Regions from separate parts of the Mus musculus genome. Here regions 1 and 3 are each linked to region 2. The links are chromatin loops, found by intact Hi-C in ENCODE. Cell type or tissue: heart. All regions are shown on one strand.

The links. Peaks named below come from ENCODE experiments on the same cell type or tissue, not always from the same donor. Only the 100,000 strongest peaks of a DNase experiment are listed, where the experiment ranks them.
Region 1: it touches region 2 in a loop (4-fold over the local background); 8 of 42 quality-filtered maps call a loop at or near these places.
Region 3: a loop joins it to region 2, with 2.8 times the contacts of the local background. A loop is called at or near these places in 3 of 42 quality-filtered maps.

What each region holds. Positions count from the first base shown.
Region 1 is chr4:55,529,222-55,531,721 of GRCm38, forward strand. It overlaps Klf4 (Kruppel-like factor 4 (gut)), which reads right to left. Exons shown (of 5, transcript NM_010637.3): 2 at 2,409-2,500; 3 at 778-1,762; 4 at 497-661. Among named protein-coding and RNA genes, the nearest start is that of Klf4, 2.0 kb to the right of the region's middle. In heart, CTCF peaks have their summits at 1,209 (motif pointing left) and 2,224; DNase peaks (open chromatin) are centred at 1,190, 1,840 and 2,140; H3K4me3 peaks cover 2,198 bases; H3K27ac peaks cover 2,039 bases.
Region 2 is chr4:56,112,842-56,115,341 of GRCm38, forward strand. No RefSeq gene overlaps it. Among named protein-coding and RNA genes, the nearest start is that of Gm12519, 110 kb to the left of the region's middle. In heart, a CTCF peak has its summit at 1,157; DNase peaks (open chromatin) are centred at 610 and 1,130; H3K4me3 peaks cover 452 bases; H3K27ac peaks cover 1,225 bases.
Region 3 is chr4:55,513,813-55,516,312 of GRCm38, forward strand. No RefSeq gene overlaps it. Among named protein-coding and RNA genes, the nearest start is that of Klf4, 17 kb to the right of the region's middle. In heart, no CTCF peak of the experiment used is centred here; a DNase peak (open chromatin) is centred at 1,199; H3K4me3 peaks cover 1,123 bases; H3K27ac peaks cover 652 bases; H3K27me3 peaks cover 706 bases.

The sequences.
Region 1 (2,500 bases), 580 kb before region 2:
TGTCACCCTACCCAGCTTGCAGGGACAGTTTTACACCAGAATCCCTGCAATGGGAACCATTAAATTCTTCAAACGTAAATACGATCTAATTATTCTAAAGACCAGAATAGAGTCAAGGGTAGGTAGATCTAAGAGGAGGAGGAGACAACAATGAAAATAATCTAGAAAATTTAAAACTTTTCTTTTAAAGATACCGCCACAGTTTTGCATTGCAAAGTATAACTTCTTGATTACCAGGCTAGGAGGGGCAGGCACACACAGGAAACTCCCTATCTTTTAAAGGCCCAATGAGAAACTGCACATTCAGGCAGCAGATAGCATCCATCAAGCAAAAGGCTTCTGGGCAAAACCATAGGCGCCTGTTTGCTGCCCTCCTCTGTGATCCAGGAGATGGAGAAGAGATACACCCCAGCACCCAAGAAAGCCCTAAGGAGCCCACAGCCAGCCTACGGAGCAGACAGGCACCAACCCTCCTCCACAGTGCTGGTTCCCTTACCTGTGTGAGTTCGCAGGTGTGCCTTGAGATGAGAACTCTTGGTATAGGTTTTGCCACAGCCTGCATAGTCACAAGTGTGGGTGGCTGTTCTTTTCCGGGGCCACGACCTTCTTCCCCTCTTTGGCTTGGGCTCCTCTGGCAGGCAGGAACCCGGTGGCATGAGCTCTGGGAGGGGGGGGGGTAAAGAAAGTGGGGTCAACTTCAATCTGGATAGTCTCAAGATCCCCAGAAACAAAGCTCCCAGCGCCATCTCTACCAGCCAGTCCCTTCCCCCCACTAACCTTGATAATGGAGAGAGGGGACTTGTGACTGCATCTGGTCTGGCAGGAAAGGAGGGTAGTTGGGCCCCGGATGGGGATGGAATCCTGGGGGAAGAGGCAGGCCAGGGTGACAGTCCCTGCTGTTCAGCAGTTCCTCGGGACTCAGTGTAGGGGTAGTCCTGGTGGGGAGCTGCCGCCCCAGGGGGAAGTCGTGTGTGTTGGGCCGGTGGCCGTTGCTGAGCTGGGGTCCAGCGCTCAAATGGGCCTCTAGGGACCGGCTGACCGTGCAGGACGGGACCGCCTCTTGCTTAATCTTGGGGCACATGCGCGGCGGGCCACCGCTGTAGGGCGCCACTACCACGGGGTGGCTGCCGTCTGGGCTTCCTTTGCTAACACTGATGACCGAAGGGCTGCTGTACTCGCTGCCAGGGGTGGTCAGAGACGCCTTCAGCACAAACTTGCCCATCAGCCCGCCACCTGGCGGCTGAGGCTGCTGTGGCGGAATGTATACTGGGTCCAACTCCGGCCGCAGGAGCTCAGCCACGAAGCCGCCCGAGGGGCTCACGTCATTGATGTCCGCCAGGTTGAAGGGGGCCGTGGGAGGTGGCGCAGATTCTCGGCTGTAGAGGAGCCCTCCACCTGTGTTGCTGGCAGCCACGCCCGGGTCACCCCCGGCCCGGATCGGATAGCTGAAGCTGCAGGTGGAGGGCGCGCTGGCAGGGCCGCTGCTCGCCGGGGAAGACGAGGATGAAGCTGACGCCGAGGTGGTCACGGTGGCGGCCACCGATTCCTGGTGGGTTAGCGAGTTGGAAAGGATAAAGTCTAGGTCCAGGAGGTCGTTGAACTCCTCGGTCTCCCTCCGGGCTAGGAGGGCCGGGTTGTTACTGCTGCAAGCTGCACCAGCTCCGCCACTCTCCAGGTCTGTGGCCACCGTCGCCGCCAGGTCGTAGGGGCGGCCGGGAAGTGGGGGAAGTCGCTTCATGTGAGAGAGTTCCTCACGCCAACGCTGCAAGAACAGGGAGGGAGAGAGAAACTGTTAATTGTAGCACCCTGTTGCCACCCCTAATATTGACTTGTTGGGTGAAGCACACCAACACCCTGCTATAGGAACTGGACAGAACAGGAAGGCAGCCTCGGGGACTCCAGGGGCCACACTGCAATCTCAGCTAACACCAAGGTAAGAGGTGGCGCGTTCGTTCTCCTGCAAGCTAGTGCCGTCGCTCCACCAGCCCAGTCCTCTTCCCCGCCAGATCCGCGGGACGCTCCAGCCGCCCACGGAATTGGGACACTGGGACACGGTGGCTTTCTCCCCATGCACCATAGCCACCGGGTCGCCCACGCGCTACGATCACTCCGGCCCAAAGGGTCTCGAGACTTGTCCACCTAAAATATAGTGGACTGAGTGCGCCCACCCCACGGTCCGGACGCCCGAAGACTAGTGGGGAACCGCTGTGCGCCCCTGGCGGTACCGCAGTGCCGGGACCACACGCACTTAAGGCCGACTCAAGGGCCGAGGAGCCACCTCGGAAGGCTGTAGAGTTCCAATGGAGGGCAATCCTTGTCCTAACCAAGGACTCTTGGTGACCCCCGGATTCCGCCCATACACCCCACCCCATCTGCAGAAATCTACAGGGCACTAGCGCGACACTCACGTTAGTCGGGGCACCTGCTGGACGCAGTGTCTTCTCCCTTCCCGCCGGGCCGGACGCGAACGTGGAGAAGGACGGGAGCAGAGCGTCGCTGA
Region 2 (2,500 bases):
CTTCAACGTACATTTCTTTATCCTTAGCAGCTAATACACTATCTACATTTTTAAATGCACAAGAGTATATTTATTTATTTTTCTAATTTTTCAGTCTGTTGGATGACAACCAGATGAGTGTTGAATAAGTGGAGAAGATACAGAGAGTTTATAGACGTCATCCATCCTGCTTTAGAATGCTCAGGGTGGCTTTGGAACTCAGAAGAAAGGAGAGAAAGTATGCATGTTTTATCCTATTGGTTCTCTGCCATGAGTTTCAGGATGAATCTTTTAGTTACCAATTGCTATTTTATAAATGAAAACACTTTAGGTCAAGGTCATGCTTTCAGTTAACAGAAGAACTGACATTCCAATGTAAACCTCTCAGATGTGCGCCAACGCTCTTTCCGCTCCTCCCAAGGCTAAGCTGCCTCCTTACTGATGAAGGCAACAGCAACAGCACCTCATCTTCTCGTCCAAGGCACTTCACAGCCAGCACCTCCTTGGTGCTGGCATGGCAGTTGTCTCATGGGGGATGCGTTGAGCCCTCTGCTTTGTGACAGAGCCAGCTGCAGAAAGCACAGCCAACAGCTTCCAATCAAAGGAAATCCTGCAAAAACAGCTTCAGCGATCTCCTGGGGACTCTCCCCTTCACAGACCCTGGCAATAAATAACACGCAAAAGCCATCTGCCCATTGCCAAGGTGGACTTCAAATGGGGTGGGGCAACAGTATTAGAACCTTCCACTTGGCATGTGCACTGTCAGCCCATTCCAGAAATTAGTTCACAGGGAGTAGATGAAGGGAATGCCCACTTCCCCAGCAGCTGACTCGTGGGAACTCTGAGCTTGAATTAGCAGGAGGAAAATGCAGCTTGCTAGCCTTCAAAGACCATTTTCCCAGCTAAGCCTTAGACGGCTGCTTTGACATGTGTTCAGAACTACTCCCAAACAAGCACAAACACAGCAGACTCCACTGATCAGGGCTGCAGAGCTGAAGGATGGAATCTCAAGCATGATCTGTGAGAACAGAAAGTCCCAGCACAGGCTCCACGCAAGCTACTTTAAGCTCCAGCCCTGCATCCTGTAGCCAAGGATGGGTGGCCCCGGAGCAGGAAACTCTTGGCAGCCTGCACTGCGTGCTTTGCCTGCTGACAAGAGCACACCCTGGCCTTGGTTATTGCCCTTATAAAACAGCTCGAGGAGAATGCAAGCCAAACGTTTTCAATGTGCCTGGAAGAAGAATGTTAACTATGATTGCGCAGTCGAACAGTACAGTACTGCAACAACACGCAGCGTTGCTCAGGGGAGGGGCCAGGAGATGTGGCTCAGGCTTCCTGTGGCTTCCCTGCCCTTCTCCTTCCTGCCCTCAACAGCAAAGCTTCCCCACCGCTGCCCTGACAAGGCCCTCACAGAAGAAACCAAGCATTGGGGATTTTTATGGCTGTAATTAAGAGTCAGAATCCTTTCCAGCTAGAAGCTAATAATCTCATTTGCGTTATTTTAATTTTTTATTTTAAAAAGTCTCTTTATTCTAATTAATTCACAAACAAAAACATCATGGAGCTGGTTTAAGGAAGTCAGTAAAACATTTGCTATATCCAAACTTTATACATCCAAATGAACCAATGCTAAAGCTATGGAGATTTTTTGGGGGGAGGGGGCTACACATTCGCTATTAACTACACATTCTGTTCATATTTGCAACTGTTTTTTCACTATTTGACAATGAGATCGTTTGTGATAAAAGAGAAGCAAAAATTAAAGGCTGTAGAGGTCTTCATGAAGGATGTTGCCTATTAACATTCACCCTGTAGAAGAAACCTGGTGTGGTGTATGCAGATTTCTCCACATTCATGGTCTGTTTCTACTAGGCTTTGTGGAGTATTTCCCCATATTTTAACAAATCTCTAAATTGGGGAATTGCCACCCACAAGCTGAAGAGAAACAAGTACCACAGGATATTCCTACCAGAACATATAACCCAGTCAGCCTGCTCCTCACTCAGGAGCCAGAACATGTTTATTGTACTAAAATCTCACTCAGATCACACACACACACACACACACACACACACACACACATCATCATCATCATCATCATCATCATCATCATCATCTCAGTTTTAGTTCTGGGTTATTTTTTCTAATAATTTTAATGAGATTTAAAGAGGGTAATAAAAGCATGTGTTTGTCCCTCTAAAAGAGAACAAAACATCATCTTGCCTTACTTCATGATGAAGTATCACAAGGGTTTCAACCAAAGGAAAAGGACAGGTGACATCACTGTTTCTTGTTTCTCTGAAAATTTGGACCATAAAATAGAATAAATTAAGAACTATGGGAACGGGCTGGAGAGATGGCTCAGAGGTTAAGAGCACTACTGAATGCTCTTCCAGAGGTCCTGAGTTCAATTCCCAGCAACCACATGGTGGCTCACAACCATCTGCAATGGGATCCGATGCCTTCTTCTAGTGTGTCTAAAGACAGCTACAGTATACTCACATACATTAAGTAAATAAAT
Region 3 (2,500 bases), 600 kb before region 2:
GGTAAGTCTGTGTACACTAACACTTTCTAACACGATCACTTCAGAAAGAATGTGAGATGTGTGTGGGAGAGGTGTTAAGGAGAAATGAGAGCACATGGTCCCAGTAGTCCGAGCTTCCTACATGGGCTGAGATGTGGCTTAGTGGGTACTTTCTTCCCTCTTAAGTGTCTGAGAACACAGTAGCACACGTTGTCTGAGATGACACACACACACTAAATAAGGAAAGAAATGGGGAAAATTAAGTTGTACTCTGACCTTATTACAGGAGCTGCAGCATATAAGCCACCGCCCCAACTCCACTTAAAAACCTAGTTTTCTGCATTGCAAGCTGCCTGAGTGAGCAAACATGACTGCCACAGGCAAAGATCTATAGACCGCTGAGCATCTGCTATGTGTTGTCAAAAAAGGACCCTGGATCTGCTGGTTGACTGTGTGAGGAGTAAAGTCTCTCTTTGCACCTGTTTTGTGTGTGTGTGTGTGTGTGTGTGTGTGTGTGTGTGTGTGTGTGTGTGTGTGTAGTACTGTTGCTCTTGGGCCCTGACAGCTGATGTCACAGCTAGGGGCTTTGCATTTCTTACTTGGGAAGCAGATAAGATCATTACTATTTTGCAACGAGGAAATGAAGTTCAGAGAGAAGACAGTTGAGTTTACAGCCACAGGTGACAGTATCCCACCTGGGCAGTCGGATTTCTTCTCTGTGGGAAGGTAAATGAGGGGGGTTGTAGCTCTGCTGTCCAAGACCTACGTAGCATGCACAAAATCCTGTCTTTAATCCTTGGTACCAAAACGATAAGAAACAAACCCAGAACCCTGTCCTCGTCTGCAGCCCACCCACTCCTTCTCTGAAATGATCGTACGACCTCCCAGTATTCATCCGCCAAGAAGAGGCCTGGGAATCAAGTTTCAGGAGCCCCAAACCAAGTACTGATGAGAGTCAAAATGAGAAATCCCGTACAAGAGTCAGTCTAGGGCTTGGGTCTAGGCTCTCCCTCCTGCGGCCGCGTTACTGCAAGAGGACCGGCGGGAGGCGCTGCAGACCGCGCCGCACCCGCCTCCAGCTCAAGCCCTCAGGCCTCCCGGGCACCGGGGCCGCCCAAGAGCGTCGCGGACTCTGGGCGATCGGCTCTTCCGCCAGCCACACCCTACGATCTTCCATTCCACCTCCTCTTGGAGAGGAACAGGGACGCTAAGGAGTTCTTCCGGGCGTGGCAGGGGACCTGGAATACGTTGGTGCGCTCCGGCAGAGCGAGAACTGCCCTCAGCGGGGACTCCAGGCGGAGCCCGATGCTCACTGGGTCGCGCATGCGCCGCTTTCCAGTCCAGTCCCAAGTCTCCTCCGCCAGCTGTAGCGGAGCGGCTCGCACCGCATCCCACCCCACAGGGAACCCTATTTCCGACTTTGAATCCCAAAGTGGATAGGCTGGTTCTGGGCTTGCATTGCAGCCAGCAGAAGCCCAGGCAACTGACACTCCAGTCTCCGGGGTGGGGACCCTGGTCGTCTCTGCTGATTCCCCCAAAGCTAATTGCCTCAGGAGAAGCACGTAGACCATCCAGGTGCTGGGCAGAGAGGAAAGGTGTTTCTGAGAGTTAGCTTATAATAATACATCAGCATGCACGTTGGATTTCCATTTTCGCTTTTTCATAGCTTTCCAATCCCCAAGGACTCTGTAGAAATTCAGGTGTGTGATTGTTATGTGTGTGCCACAGATAGCGATGGAAGAACTGCCCAGAACTTGTTGACATTCATTAAAATACAAGCTAACATCCTCACACGTTTTAGACCTACAGTATTAGGAACAACTCATCATGGCAAAGTTACTCGCCCAACATCTGTTCATTCCAATGGGAGGGTTTCTTTCCTGCCAAGAATTTTATGAATTTTATATAGGAGCTTGGTCCTGTTTGGGGAAGGTAGAGAAAGCCTGCCAAAGCGGCCTGGAAGAACTAAGGGATGATTCGCTTGTGACTTTGAAAAGGCTCTTGACGCTGGGAAAGTCGCCCTTCGGAAGAACACAGAAAAACAAAATCCCAAACAAGTGGCACGTGACCAGAAACAGCAGAGCAAGGTCAAGGCCCAGAGTCTGGCCGACCCACACGATTCTGTTCTAGCTTTGTTCAGAGAGGGTCTAATCCTTTGTGGAGAGAGGGAGGGTATTATGGGCCTGAAACCCAAACAACTCCTATCTGGGGATGCTGCAAGCTCCTTTCATTTCACACAGACCAGATAGGAGTAATCGTTCATCACCCAAACTCCTGTTAATCTCTGCATCTCCAATCCATTGTCTTCTCAATTGGAGTCTGCTGACTGGAAAGTTTATCTCCCGAAACCCATCATCAGGGGTGCTTGGAAGCCATCAGAGGGAAAAGGGCATCCAGTGAGTTAGCCCTTGAAACATTAATGATTACCTCTGGACTCAATGCGGGTTTGTTTATCCAAGCAGATTTCCAATAGGCTTCTCCTTAGCCATTGAAAGAACTATCTACTGTAGAGTAGGTCTGA